Regions from separate parts of the Mus musculus genome. Here region 2 is linked to region 1. A link is a loop called in an ENCODE intact Hi-C map of the cell type or tissue named here. Cell type or tissue: heart. All regions are shown on one strand.

Evidence for each region. A loop is a pair of places that touch in the nucleus more often than their neighbours do. Peaks named below come from ENCODE experiments on the same cell type or tissue, not always from the same donor. Only the 100,000 strongest peaks of a DNase experiment are listed, where the experiment ranks them.
Region 2: it touches region 1 in a loop (6-fold over the local background); 15 of 42 quality-filtered maps call a loop at or near these places.

Annotation. Positions count from the first base shown.
Region 1 is chr19:23,572,617-23,580,616 of GRCm38, forward strand. The region is part of intron 4 of 1700028P14Rik (RIKEN cDNA 1700028P14 gene); the gene reads right to left. Among named protein-coding and RNA genes, the nearest start is that of 1700028P14Rik, 76 kb to the right of the region's middle. In heart, a CTCF peak has its summit at 4,272 (motif pointing right); no DNase peak of the experiment used is centred here.
Region 2 is chr19:23,954,488-23,962,487 of GRCm38, forward strand. No RefSeq gene overlaps it. Among named protein-coding and RNA genes, the nearest start is that of Gm34076, 41 kb to the left of the region's middle. In heart, CTCF peaks have their summits at 4,710 (motif pointing left) and 7,228 (motif pointing left); DNase peaks (open chromatin) are centred at 1,174, 6,024 and 7,244; H3K4me3 peaks cover 339 bases; H3K27ac peaks cover 2,566 bases.

The DNA of each region.
Region 1 (8,000 bases):
TTCAGGAAAGATCGACACTGATAAAATTTTTTAAGTCCAGTCTTCCCAGGCCCTCCACAGTTCTACCTGTCTTCAGCAAGCATTCCTTCAATTACTTCTAATTCTTCACAAGGCAATGTGCTCCTGTCCTAGCACTTATAGCTACCAAGTCCCATGTTTGAATCCTAGGTGCTCTGTGGTCTCCAGATTCTATCATCCACTTTCTCCCTCAAAAATCCTTTGACCTCATGCCCCACATTCTGTGCTAGGTAATGACTAAAGAGATTGTGATAGATACCAAGGTGTCTAAGATCATAGACTGTCCCCAGCCTCTACCTCCTAACCATACAGAAATGCTAGATGAATCGTTTGTCTTCCACTGGGAATGTAAGCTAGCCCAGTTCAAAAGGAAGTCTCTAGAGTGATGGAGATGAAGACACACACTATGAAAACCAAGAGAGCTGACATCCTAAGCCTCCAGGGCAGAGTTTTAACTATAGGTAATGAGTAAGCAAAGTGATCCTAGGCTCACTGTACTTGCACATTAAGGAGACTAGGCAAACCCCAGTTACAAGCCAAAAGGAGCCTAGTTCCTATATTTAGAATTCTGGGTAAAGAATAATTTGTTCTTCTATAAAAATGAAACTGTACTTGTGTTCCCAGCAATATTTTAGAAATGGATAGTCAAAGAAAATATCTAGATTTTCTTGGTTTTCTTTTTGTTGCTGTTGTGTTTGTTTGTTTGTTGTTGTTGTTGTTGTTTTGTTCAAAACAACAAAATCCAATTTAGGCAGGCTAATGGATCTGGGTGGAAGATTTAGCTTGGTGGTAACCAGCAACTACTGCCAGCTTTCTCAGTGTTGCTTCCTGGCAGCATCAGTGCCCGAGAGCTTGAGAGTTATGAGAATTCAGTCTTTCCTGTGTTTGGAGGAAGACACAGTGGATAGCAAACTCTAGATGCTCAAGTGCCTTCTGTACATTTGTATGTGTGTATAGCACAAGCACATCCTTCTATACATTGTAAGTTACCTCTAGATTGCCTATACTACTTAACATACTGTAAATGTTAAGTAGCGTAGACACTTCATTGTTTCAGAAATAATTATTTTTTTAAAGTCTGTACATGTTTAGCCAAGAGTTGTTTTCCTTTCAATTATTTTCATTCCAAGATTGATTGAATCTGCTGACGTGAAACCCAGGGTATGATTGCAATTGAGTCTTATCCCAATTTACTGAATTAGAATCTCTATGGGCAGGGCTCAGCATTCTGAAGTTTAACAATCCCTCTAGAGAATTCTGATACACACTTGAGTTTGAGTGCCTCTGAGTGAAAGAACAAAACTAGAAATTCACGTGAGAGGAGAGAAGTCCTAAAAGGAGGGGGAAGAGATAGTAGAACATATGTGATAGGAAAGTCACAGGATGTGGTCAGGGGCATGCTAGCGTTAAAGGTTTAAGTAAAGATGGGGATAAAGAGATGAGGAGGAGGGGGTTGGGGTGGGTCAACTAAAATTAGGACTGTATGAAAGAAGTCTTATGAAAATCTACTCCTTTGTAAACTAACTAAAAATACAGTTTAAAAAGAAGTCTGAACATAGGTAGCCTGTAAGAGGGAAAAAGTGCTTCCTCCAGAAGAGATAGCATATTAAATTAGAGCCCCCCAAAACAACTCAAACTACTGCCATTTCTCTTGGTTGTCCACTATGGCTATATGGTAAGATAATTTGCTGAAGACACAATGAACAGTGGTTAAAGGACACAAAGGAAATCAAACAGGAACTAACCTGGATACTTTCTCCCTGCCAGATAGCATTTATAGTGCTAGAAGATGCTATGTAGACCACTGGGAGAGAAAAGCAATCAGTGGACTCTGCCTGCAATAATGCCATCTTCTCTACCATAGCAACAGTGGCATGACTGTTATGGAAATAACCAATAGCCTTCCAGTTGGACTTGAGGATTGCTCCACAGAGGGGAATTCATGCCTGGTACTGTAACCCTAAAACTAAAACTCCATGGTTGGGGAGGTCAAAGGCCCTAGGAGGGAACTTAGTACTGTTCTGATAATTGGGCATGTCATCAAACTATCTTCTCAAAATTTATGTTTAAATAGCACAGCTTTCAACCTCGGTCAGAGAAGCTTCTTTTTCAGTAAAAAGCAATCTGTGTAGAGTCTCATAACTGGTCATAAATGCTGAGAATAAGTGACTGTTGAGTGCTCAGATCTAAATTGGTTCCTTATCAATATCCATCCATATACCTCAAAGCTCAGAAAATATCACATAAAAGGGGGGCAGAAAGAATTGAAGATTTTGAAGATGGGGAGGACTTCTGTGTAGAGTAATGTCTTCCAGACATGACATAGTCATTGCTTTTATGAACTCAAGGTAGCTGTGGTTATTGGCATAAGACCTGCATAGTCAGTCAACATTCCAGCATGAAGAGGAGAAGAGCTACTGGCAAGTGGTAGCTGTTAGGGGAGGGATGTCATTTTTCTTCTTTGGGGCTTTAGCCATGCTCTGGTGGATAGACCTATCTTAGTGAGTATGCAGGCAGTACTAACTGGACCCAGTGGTCAGTGGGTTGCTAGAAAAAAATAGAAAATTAGGAAGAAGGAAGAGTAAGAGCAGAAGAAAAGGTGGAAGGTAGACATATGGTGTGGGAACCAGAGGAGTGAGGAGGATGGAAGTATAGATAAATTCTATAACACATGAAATTATCAAGGGATAAACAAAAATTACAAAATGAAACAGGCTGGGCAGTGGTGGTGAATGCCTTTAAACCCAGCCCTTGGAAGACAGAGGCAGGTAGATTTCAGAGTTCAAGGCCAGCCTGGTCTACAGAATGAGTTCCAGGACAGCCAGGGCTACACAGAGAAACCCTGTCTCAAAAACAAAAGAAAAGAAAACAAAACAAAACAATAAAATGAATCAGATGTCCAATAATTTAATCTTCAAATCAGTAAATAAAATTTAAATGATCAATTTAATAGAAAGGAAGAAAGAAGGAAAGAAAGAAAGGAAGGAGATGGAAAATAAAGAAGTAGGAAAAATTTAGCAACTCAAAATAGTGAAGGATTTAATATTTTTGGCCTTAAATTGAATATCACACTATTTCTTAAAAGTCCATCTATATGCCTTAATACTTAACATAAAATTATTTTCAAAGAAAGCATAAAAGCAAAAAAATATATAAACACACAATTAAGTCTTAGCCAAGAGATATATTCTTCCAATAATAGGATATGGAAAAGGAAAAAAAATGTAAAAATCACTGGCTCTAGCGACCGTTACCCATGATTAAAAGAACAACTCACCAAGAATATGCCTAGGAATCCTACATCACTACACGTACAATATGTAAGATATGTAAGGCAGAAAAAGGCGGGATTCCAAAGATAAAACACAGTCACAGAGGAGAGACTGTAAAACATCCTTCCTGCCATTGGTTTCTTAGTCCCAAGTCTACCCATAGCCTCCAAAAACCACAAACAAGGGTAGGTCAACAACAAAGAGAACGAATTTGCACACTTGTCCCTAAGGAGAACATAGTGGAGCATGGGAAACACTATTTTAAATAAGTTCCTAGCCACTCCTGCTCCAGACCCAACAGACCAAATCAAAGTGGAACCGGTTTGTGTCAAATTCTATGCCTGCCATCCCCAACTAAATTATTTTATATGTTCTTTCAAGGATATGGGGACCCAGAATATTTTAACCTTTACAAAGAACAAAAGCAATTCAAGTCTTTTGTTTCTGCTCTCTATCAAAAGAGCCTTGTCTGCTTAGCTCACGGGAGCACTCTGTTTTCTTTCGTAGGATGAGGTATTTTCTGATTCTAGAATTGTGAATAAAAACCAGAGGGGACCTTTACACTTGCTATCATCTTGACTTTGACTCTACAAGCTTCAAATTGTGTGTGGATAGGTTTTTTTTTTTTAAATCCTGCCTCTAGAGCTAAATTAAAGCCCACATGGGACCAGATTCTGGCAGGAATTTCAGGGGAAGAGAAGGTAACAAGGGCTTGTGGGTAGACAGAACACCATAGACATCTCCTCCAAAAACAGCATCCTACCCTGATGGAGAGAGGTACTTCGATGGGAGGATTTGAACCACTGTTTTCAAGCAGGAATGAACAGAATGACAGTTCTGGGAATGCACTGTTTTGGAAACAGAGAGAGGCAATTAAGAAATTAAGGATCTTGGAGCTGTAACACAGCCCCACAGTGGCAGCAGGTCTCCACTTCCTACCCCACCCCGTGTCAATTAAACGTTGCTTCAGTGGATTAACAGAAGATGGCACTCTTGAACTAAGATAATAAGCAAACTTCCCGCTCTTCCCATTTCCCTCAGCAGTAGTACCTGGATGGGATGACCTGGGATTGTGGGAAAACCCAACAACATTAAAATAAGCAGAAATAGGTAACTCTACTATGAGGGCAGCAAAATTAAGCCCATGAGTATTCTTTCCTCCTGAAATGCTCCCCATCGCTGATGGAGCCCTCTATCAGCCTGTGTCTTTAAAGGTGTAATGCAGAGCCCAGAAAATGGAACAAGAATGAGTGCACAATACTTTGAGTAGGAATGCAAAATGCTGCTCTCTTAAGAGGAAAAAAATTTAAAATCCCAGAGAACATGCCAAGCAAGTTCTAAACAAGGTTATCAGATACAAGATTGCTGTACAAAGGAGTTTAGCCATGTATCAGCCAACAAAGAATGGAAATGTGGAGAGGGAAAGTGCTCACAACTGTACCATATTCTCCAAGTTTCCTAGAAGAACGGATACAACTAAAGCTATAGGATACATCTATAAAGGAGAACTTATAAAGTTTTGTTGGTTCTAGAATAATTCTTTACTTATGAATGAGACAACTCATTGATGATGATCATTTTGTCACCTGACTGATTAAATGTCGTGACTCAGAATACAAGGTATACCTTGGAACTTGACAAAGAAATTCTAATAGACATAGAATTCCATAAAATGGAGGTGGGAGGATGACAATTTAGAAAAGAAGAACAGACTGGCTCAACTCATCCCACAAGGTACAAAGGAGTGGAATAATGTCACAGTAATTAGACAGTGCCGCTGCTGAAGGCGTATACAAACAGACCAGCTGGATAGACTACAGAGCTCAGAAATCCAGCTGCTTAAGCATGGCGCAGCTCTGATGGGAAGGGCTCAGTGACCAAGTGTGAGCAAAATAATGTTGCAACGACTGGCTAGTCTCACCTTACAAGCAGGCGCGGGCATTATACACGAGATATGCAGCTTCTAAGAGGTTAACAGTTTGATATTTCATATAGTATGTCTTTTCTTCCAATAGTCAAAACAATGCCATACATAAAGTTACCAAGAGAATTCAAAGAAGATATTTGCGAACATTTTACCAAGACAGAATTAGTCCCCAGAATAAAAAATGTTAAAGCTTTTGTAAATGAGTTTTTAAATTTTCCAATAAGAAAATCAACTGAAGGTACACACAGGCGATTTGCAAAAGAAATCAGGAAGGGTCATTGCTGTGGAACAATAAATTAAACTATAAGTCCAGTAATTAGTGGATTGTAAAGTAAAAAAAAAATATAGTGCAGTACCATTTTATTTACATTAGATTATTAATAAAGAACCTTTATAAACATTTCTGAAGGTGTGAAAGGATGAGTATTCATATGCCCCTGGTGTGTCAGAAATCCTGTGAATGTGGGGTTAAAGGTAGATCTGTCAGGTCTAGAGTACAGCCGGAAGACCTCTGTGTCTACACAGACTCAATGGCAGCCTACAGTGAGTTAAGCCATGACTGAGGACCTCTGGGTGCCAGAAGCCTTGTGCCTCTGCTTTACCTCTGTCTTTCCTGTCTAGAGCTGATAGGCCCAAAGCCAGACTCAGGCATCTCTTTTGGGATTTTCCCTTAGTAGAAACCGAAAGAAAAGGGCCAGTCACTCTTCCGAGACGGGAGCTACATATGCAATGTCTCTACTTTAGGGAAGAAGCTAATGAAGAAAACGCCACAGGACCGGAATCCTAACGGCAGGCTCCCTCACTGATTTTGCATGCCGTCTTTTGACAAACTTACCCTTTGACTATGATGACCTTGTGTCTCTGTCACCTACAAGAGTCCCATTCCAGAGCTTGGGGCCATTAATCACCGCGATCATTTAATTCCCCTTGTTCAGAGTCCAAAAATTCAGATCATAAGCTGGCTCTCCATATGGCTTCCACAGAGAGAGAATGCTTCATTAGGCTGACACAACTATCTGAACTGTGCTTCAAATTTAACTAATTAGAATTCTGGACTCTGTGTGTGTGTGTGTGTGTGTGTGTGTGTGTGTGTGTGTGTGTGTGACAGAGAAAGAGGGAGAGAGAGGGAGAGAGAGGGAGAGAGAGAGGGAGAGGGAGAGACAGAGAGAGAGAGAGAGAGAGAGAGAGAGAGAGAGAGAGAGAGAGCGCTTATTGAGCCCAAGTCAGTCTCCGTGAGTCAGATAAATGCTGAAGCACAGATAAAAACAGCCTTTCTGGAAATATAAAACTGAAGACCAGATGCTGGTAGATTCGTGAGGACAATGCTACTCTGTCAGCATGTCTGGAAGTTGGACAGCTGGCTCTCATCCACCACCACCACCCACAGTTTGCTACACATACCCTCATTGACCTTTAACAGGTGCAGAGAATAACCGAAGGTGTTTTGTAAGATGAGCAAGTCTGAGACTTATCGTTAGCACTGTGGCATTAGTTAAAATATCTACACGAGAATGAATCCAGGCAAAACATCGGTGGGCGACAAGGTGATGCACCCCAACCCACAGAGATCCTCTAGCTTGCAAAAACCATAACGTTTAATTGCTTATTTCCTATTTTGTCCTCCGAGCTAGAACATGTAGACAACATACCTACCATATCACGTGGTTTTATCTAAATATGAGTGATTCAAAGAAACAAATAATTTCAAATTAATCTCTCCCCTGGCAACAGTAGAAGATTCTATTTCTAAGACAAGTCTAGCCACTGATAGCCGAGGGGTATCCATATTACAGGTGAGAGGAGAAAGTTTATGCGCTCTGGGAAATTACATCCCATTCTTAACCATTATTTTCCTTTAAATTGCATGTCAATCTAGATGCAGTAGTTACAAGTCTGTAATCGCAGCACTTGGGAAGTAGAGGCAGGAGGATCAGGAGACCAAAGCCGGGCTTGGCAGCATGGCAAGTTGGAGACTAGCCTGAATTACATGAGATGCCATCTTCCCCTGACAATCTTACAGTGAACTGATTCGAATGCTCTTGTCATCTCTTCCCACATTTACCTCCTGATTAAGTCAGATGAAATTCATTAGCTTTTCAGCAGCTTCCAAATACAGGGAGCTTTTTAGAAACTGCCTCCTAAGAAGCTAATAAGTACGTGATGGGGAGCAAAGATGAACGGCAGGACAATTTGAATCTGCAGTTATCCTCATCCAAGGTCAGTAGTTGCTAAGAAGCCCTAGCAGGTTTGTAAGCGTTCTCCCCTCCTATCAGGAACGCAATGATGTGAACCAAATTTTCCCCTTTCTGCTTGGCCCTTAAGTCATTCTGGAACATTCAGACAGTCACTTAAACACTCTGCATCTTAACACCTCCCATTCATATTTATTCCATAAATATTTATAAAACAGATGAGTGGATTAATTAACGGGTAATCAGACTCCTAATTTCTGTGCTTTAATTTCTTCCTCCATACAGTTAAGGTCAACCCCACCCAGATGACCTTGGATGACCTTTAGGAAGGACAGAATGCAGACAAAACGTGTGGGGTGTGTTGTACACGTTTAAAGTGTGAAACGCAGTATAATGACTGATGAAACATTCTACCATCTAGTGGACCAGACAAAATAAAAATGAACTTCTACTGATTCCTAGGTCCCTTCCTGATTTTTGGAAAGTTACCATATCCACTGAGCCCTATTTGGTGAGATTTATCGAAGCATCTAGAGCATCTTGCAAATGTTATCATCTCATTACTCTTACAAGACAATACTCAGCTGTAAG
Region 2 (8,000 bases), 380 kb after region 1:
CTCTGGCCTTCAGTAATTAAATCTAGGATATCCCAGAAGTTGTTTTTCTTATTGATACCTCTACATCAAAACATCACAGGGTAACTGTCAACCCGAAACACTGGAAGAAGGACGACTCTCTCTCTATCCTTCGCCTGCTTGCCTTGTGGGACTGAGCAACTGCTAGATCCTTGAACTTCCATTCACAGCTGCTGCTGACCACTGTTGGGAGTCAAACTGCAGACTGTAAGTCATCAACAAATTCCTTTACTATATAGAGATGACCTATAAGTTCTGTGACTCTAGACAACCCTGACTAATACAGAAGTTGAGCTCTAATCTCAAAGGGAAGAGAGAATTTATTCAAGAGCAGTGGTTCTCAACCTGTGGATAATGACCGTCTCTGGGATTTGAAGGACTTTCACAGGGGTCCCATAGCAGATATCCTGCCTGTCAGATATTTACATTATTATTTTTACATATTTACATATTTATATTCACAACAGTTGCAAAATTACAGTTATGAGGTAGCAATAAAGATAATTTTATGTTTATTAAAGGGTCACAGCCTTAGGAAAGTTGAGAATCACTGCTTTAGAACCAGATGTGAGCTATCATAACCTAGGAATGCAGCTATCAAATGCCAGGATCAATGTGGTAACAGTTTCATGGAGTCTTCATAATTATAGAACAAATGAGAACTATAGATCCACGCACTTTTCAAATGCATGGGCGGAATCTGACGCGTTCCTTAGCATTGGTAGAAAGCGGTGATGTGTTAAATCCTAAAAGGGTTCATGGGACAGTCCCAAGGATCTAGGCCAGACACAGAGATGGGTGCCATAGATTGCTAGTAAGGAAAGCTAAAAAGAACCCCAACATAGTTTGATCTGGGCTCTGTTAACATCTCAGCTCTCCACAAACACAAAGTTGTAATCAGTCAGTCAGCCTGGTAGAGTCTTTTTTTCTGAGAATTTCAGTTAATAATAATAATAATAATAATAATAATAATAATAATAATATATTAATGTCATTTTTTAAATTATGAGAACAAAGATGGACAATCACTTCAAAAGAAAATCACTTGACTCACAATTCTAGAAGATCCGAGCAGCCTCATACCACTGTCCTGTCCAGAGGCCCCTGTGGAAAAGCAGAAAGCGAGCCAGTGGCCTGCAGAAGCGGCCAAGCCCATGGGTGTCCTCGCTTTTTAACCACCTGCTCTAGAAGGAAGTAACTCAACAGCCAATCGCATTCCTCCAAGACTGTCCCCTCCTGGAGGTAGGTGTGCCCTGGCCAGATCACCTTCACTCCGCTGTGGCTCTTTAGTCTCCTCCTCCACCCAGCCATACCGGAGGCCCGCAATACCAGCCCAAAGCTTCCTTACTTCCACTTTGGGGGTCGACTAAATCTAAACCCTGGCAGAGCCTCTTCTCCCATCACATAGAGCAGAGTGCCCCATCGCAGCCTGCTAGGTCGAGTGGAGAGATAGATTTAACACGTACAAACGATGAGTCTCAGCTGGTTCTAGGCCAAGGCATCTGGGCCAGATCCCTATCAAAGTGCTATAGATAGTTTAATCTCTACAACACCTGCAGGAGGCAAAGGCCGCTTCTCCTTTATAGCCCAAGACCCTAAGGTTTAAGAAATCAGTTACTGCCCCAGTGGCCCTGCCTATGCTGGATCCTCCCCCTGCCCGTCACCAGTGTTAAAAACACTCTACCCAGTCACCTCTGAAGAAACAACACAGGCGCTCCTCCGTCTGAGAACTGAGATAAGGATGAGAGCTACAACAGGAATCTGCTTCCTGCTAGTCTTCTTTCCCCCCTCATCCCCCTCTCTCCCTCGTGTGAGATGACACAAGTTCGTTCTCTTGTAAAGGTCACAGACCACTCTTCCTGGCTCACCTGGCCTACCTATGCTATTGACCGGAGTTGCATGAGATACACACACACACACACACACACACACACACACACACACACAGAGGCCCTGGCAGGCTAATCCTACAAAGAGAATCTCCATGGCCCGGGCTGCACCCTCCTCACCAAGAGGCCCAGCCTCGCATTGGCCCTCTCTCTTCCTCGCTGCCAGCTGAGCTATCCTCCACAACACTCACCCTCATCGCTAGGGAAAGGGGCCACCTAAGCTGGGTAGCACCACGTTCTTTAGTGGGGTCTTAAAGACAAAGGAGATACTTCGGTTTCCTTACCCGACAGGGAGAGAAGCAGGAGCTACCTTCCTGATCTCTGTATTTGCTCAAAAGACAAGGCTCCACAACTGGAGGCTCACCAGAGGGAACCTGAATGAGCCTGTTCTGAGCCGCTAGCTTTAGTTGGGCAAGCCCCGCCCCGCATCAAGTCCCGCCCCTGGGAAGCTCCACCCCTTCACCCAGCACTGCCCCCAAGCCACCGCGAGGCTTGCAGAATCGCTAGGTTTACTCTTTTTTTTTTTTTTTTTCCATTTTTTATTAGGTATTTAACTCATTTACATTTCCAATGCTATACCAAAAGTCCCCCATATCCACCCACCCCCACTCCCCTGCCCACCCACTCCCCCTTTTTGGCCCTGGTATTCCCCTGTACTGGGGCATATAAAGTTTGCAAGTCCAATGGGCCTCTCTTTCCAGTGATGGCCGACTAGGCCATCTTTTGATATATATGCAGCTAGAGTCAAGAGCTCCGGGGTACTGGTTAGCTCATAATGTTGTTCCACCTATAGGGTTGCAGATCCCTTTAGCTCCTTGGCTACTTTCTCTAGCTCCTCCATTGGGAGCCCTATGATCCATCCATTAGCTGACTGTGAGCATCCACTTCTGTGTTTGCTGGGCCCCGGCATAGTCTCACAAGAGACAGCTACATCTGCGTCCTTTCAATAAAATCTTGCTAGTGTATGCAATGGTGTCAGCGTTTGGATGCTGATTATGGGGTGGATCCCTGGCTATGGCAGTCTCTACATGGTCCATCCTTTCATCTCAGCTCCAAACTCCGTCTCTGTAACTCCTTCCATGGGTGTTTTGTTCCCAAATCTAAGGAGGGGCATAGTGTCCAGGTTTACTCTTCTAAAAGTCCTACTTTATCTGCTCTTCGGTCACTTGACCTCATTGAGCGCGTTCATCTTGTGAGGCCTGTGTGTCTAGTACTAACAATGTTTGCAGCTGAAAGGGACGTCAAAAAACTGTTAGCGCAGGAGGACCTATTATTAGCATTCTGTCTAAACTCCACCCCACAGTTAACTGGCAATAGCCAGGTATGCGCCTCCCCACAGTTACCTGGCAACAGTCAAGTGGGCCTGACCCACTATCAAAGGGGCTGCTTGCCCCACTCCTCCCTCTCTTGGTCTCTTGCCCTCTTTGTCTCTTGCCTTCTTGCTCCCTCCTCTGTCCCCTCCCCCTCCCCCCTCTCTCCACGTGCTCATGGGGGCCCTCTACTCCTCTACTCTTGCTCTCTGCCTCTGCTGCCCTCTTAACTCTCCTTCCCACGCCCTGAATAAACTCTATTCTATACTATACTCTACTGTCCTGTGACTGGTCCCCCAGGGGGAAGGGATGCCTTGGCATGAGCCCGTTGAGACACCCTGCTTGCCCCATACCTCACCACCACCCCCCCATAGAACAAATCCCCCTTCTCTTTATCTTTTTTTTATAAACACATCACCTATAGGAAGCAAAGTGGTTGGTTAATTTTGTTAATGAACAAGACGTTAAGGCACGCAGAAAACATAACCTTCCTCCAATGTTGAATGCAAATGCACTCCTAGGGTTTCGGTCCCCTGATACGAAGTGATCCCTTCTTTAAAGACTCTGCAGACTGTGTGAGCCCTGAGGGTTAATTGTGTATTTTACATTGGTTACTAAACCTCTCACTTAAAAACAACTAAGGTGGCTGAGGGAGAAGACTTAGCCAATAAGGTGCTTGCCACATAAGCATAATGGACCTGGGTTCTGTCCCTGGCACTAGGTAAAAAGTCTATTTCCAGCATTGGGGATGTGAAGAGAGAGGATCCCTCGGGCTTGTTGGCTAGCAGTCTAGCTGAATCTATGAGCTCTAGGGTCATTGAGGAGCCCTGTCTCAAAAAATAAGCTGCAGAGTAATTGAGGGGAACACTTGCTGATACGACCCCTGGCCTCCACACGTCTCCATGTGTGCATGCCCACCCATACATTTAACACTGGAACACATACAAGCACACGCACACACAGCAGCTCGGGCCAGGTAGTCAGCTCAGCGGCAGACTGATCTTGCCCATGGGAGGTCCTGAATGAAGTTCAACATGCAGCAATGCAAATTATGTTTAATGTATTTCACTCAACTTTAAATTTCCAGTGGTTAAAGTGGTAAACATTTTATGTTTCCATATCTTCTACCACAACTTAAAACCTCTTCATTTAGCATGGAGTAAATTTGGTGGTTGTTATTTTATGGAGATTCGTTAGAAAGGGCCTTTCTGAGACTGGAGAGGGGACTCTTGGTGTCCCACATTGACAGAGTAGCACACACGAGGGCCAGGAAGCCAGCCTCTCCCTACAGCGCTTGACTCCGGTGACCGCAGTGAGCTTGGCAGGCAAAGGGTGGCTTTGGCAGATGGAGGTGACCTAGGAACTGTAAGCACACATCTCTAATTGCTAATTGCTTCAGCGTGTGTGTTCAACTCTCCCCAGCACCTCCTTTGCTTTCTCTCAAGGAAACCCCAGGCTTCAGAAACCAAACACTAGATATGACTCCCTCTGGTGGAATAAGGAGAGAAAAGTCACAACTGCTCCTGATTCCCGGTGGGCAGCTGCAGGAGTCAGGAGTTTTATAGACCTCCCCTACCCACAGGATCATTCCAGATGAGGACACTACAACTGCAGGCAGAGTCAGGGCTGGGACTCCACTCGGCAAACCCAGAGGCTAAGAGCAGGCTCAGATCCTGGAGCCCTAGTGTCAGGCTGGTTGCAGTACAGTGACCCTGCTTATAGACTACCCAGGAGTCTGTCAAGTCATTTAGTGGAGACCATACAATCCAAAGACATAAGCCCTGGAACAGCCTGGTGAGTAATTGAGTAACTCACACACACACACACACACACACACACACACACACACACACACACACACACACGGCAGCATAAAAAGAATGCAGTAGAATTCCCCGAGTCGACTTAAAATTTAGACTATTGTTTCCTAGAATTCTCCCCTTGTGACTCCCAAGTTCAGATTGGGCACAGAAGAGCAAATGAGATTTGGGAAGCTAATCAGAATCAGGGCTGTGTAATGTCAGGAGAATGGCAGTGCATGCCCACTGTGGCTGGCTGACAGGCTGCATGGCCATCAGCATGCACACATGTGTACACACACACACACACACACACCCCTCAGCTGCTGAGTGTCGGGCCAGGTGTACTACAGCAAACCCCTCCTGCAGTTTCCTACCACAGAAGGGGTGGGCACAGTGGTTAGCTCCATGCCACTCTCTCCTCATGGCCTCAGCTTTTCTTTCGGGCAGCCAGCCCTGCTGGGGCCAGAGGTCACACCTCACACAGGTCTCTTCCTGGCCAGTACAGGGGCACTTGGCTGAGCCATAGGGAGTGCCTCACTCCCACACACCCGCCAGAGGAACCCAGGCACAGGAGGGAATAGAAGAAGCCAGAGGCAGCCAGCCCAAGCACGCTATGCTCCTTGATACCCGCTAAATAGCTTTGACCTGGCATCCTTCCATACCGTCTACCATTGCCCAGCTCCTAACATTTGTAAAAGGAATTTGGTCCGTGCTATAGGGCATCAGCAGATACAGGACCTTCCCCACACGAAGTCTGCTTCCAAGAACCTGAAGCTGGAAAGAACAACGCCTGCTTCTGCAAAGATGAGCCCCTCACTGGTCACACACTCCACCCTTTCCCATCTGACAGACCTGGGACCCCACAGCAGCCACAGCAACCTCCTCCTCCTCCTCCTCCTCCTCCTCCTCCTCCTCCTCCTCCTCCCATTGTTGTTGTTGTTGTTAAGGAAACAGGCTTGGATCCTCCAGAGGGCAGTGGGCCAAGGACGCTGAACTGCTAATTAAAAGGGCCCAGACTGAATGCAGCTGCCTGCAGGTCTGAGTCCCTAGGAGAATTGTACAGACCATTCCACCAGAGAAGCTGAAGGGAATACATTCATCTCCCAGTCAGCGAGAGAGGCAGCTTCCTTCCCATGCCCCCAAGCTAGCCCTGGTTCCTAGTGAAGAGAACACGGAAGGAAAAGAGCTGTGGAATGTCACCACCTCACTGACTCCAGAGGGACACTGGTCTTTAAAAAAATGACCACAGCCCTTTACTGTGTCCTGGTGGCTTCACCAGAGGGTTGGGTGTGTAATCTCCCGTGGGGACAGCCCAAGCCCATGGTGTGTGGCACCCAGCTCTGAATCCCCTGCAGGAAACAATGTTGGATACAATTATTACTAAAAATTGATTCATGAACACGAGAGATGGCTCATCTAATAAAGGACTTGCATTGCAGGCCTGAGCACCTGGGTCCTATCCTCAGGGCCCATTAAAAGCCCCAGGGTGACAGTATGGCAGGGCAGGCCTGTAAACCCAGCAGAGCAGTAAGGAGACACAACAGGCTCCTGAGGGACCCGATGTCCAGCCAGTACAGCCTATGAGTGACTATCAATCTCTGACCTCTGACATACACACACACACACACACACACACACACACACACACACACACAATCAAAGCAAATCGCTGGTAACAAAGGTACAGCATCATCAGGACACAATGCCTCCTGCACTCCGCATCGGGTGGGTCCCAGCCCCTGGTGTGTGTGTGTGTGTGTGTGTGTGTGTGTGTGTGTGTGTGTGTGTGCAGTAGCATGCCCACATCGCTAAGGACTCTCAGCAATTTACACCATAGACTTACACACATCAGGGCCTGATGGACAACTTTGGCAATTGTCTAAATTAACAAAACTGATAAGGTAAAGTCTCTATCTGGGAGCTCCCAAATGCAGGTAAATTTGAAGAAGTGAGTCGGGAGATGGGACCAGGGTGTTTTCTGCCGTGAAAAGCACAGAGGGCCTGGAACAGTTAGATCATGGGGTCCACCTAGGAAGGCATAGGATGAAACCTGTTTTCTATTTCATTTCTCACTTAAAAAAAAATGTGTTATGAGTGACAGCAGGAGCTTCGGGTAGATCAGGCATTTCCCTGTCACTGGGTCCTGTTATGTCTCCCCCGCATCCCCACCCTGGGTCGTTGGGTCAAACTGTGGTACTCTGCCGCCACCTGGTGGCAGACAGCAAAATGCTACAGTACTCCAGATGAAGGCAAGCACGCAGTGTTTTTATTGTCCTCAATTCTCTAGTCATCTGATGATCCTTTGGTTTATCCTTCCAAAGCAGGTGAGGGCGTGGCAAGGAAGAAAGCCCCTCCCCCTTCGATTGTTTTGCCTTTCGAGATACTTTCATGAAAAGGTAAATCAAGCAGCGAAAGAAAGTTATCAAGCTGGAACACAGACCCTTGGAGGGCTTCCCAGCAACCCTGCCCACATTCCAGAACATCCCTTCCACCACCGTGGCCCGCCACTGGGTTTTCAGAGTTCCCGCCAATCTAACCCTGGCGTGTGTTTCTCCTGACCTGGGACACTCACGATTTGTACAACTCAGAGGTGTGCAACATTCACCTGGGGTTGCATTCTGGAGGATGTGGGACAATGATACTCCAAAGGTTTCAGGAGAAATTGGTCTCCCTGTCCTCTGACCTTGCTTCCCCATCAGGCGCTGAACTGCTTCCTGCTGCAACAACCGTGTGATCGCTGACCACGCGTATTGCAATGACCCTGCACGCAACTTCTGTGAGGCTGACCCAGATACAAAGCAGCTGGCTCGGAGGTTGGTCCTGAGGCAGGAACAGGTCCTCAGCCTGCTTAAAGAACACTGAGGAAGCCAGAGCAGCGTGGTCAGAGCACAGGCGATGAAGGAGTCTGTTTAAGGGCAGGGACCAGAAAACTAATACAGAGCCACATACCTGGGGAAACTGAAAAGGGGGCGGGGCAGGGA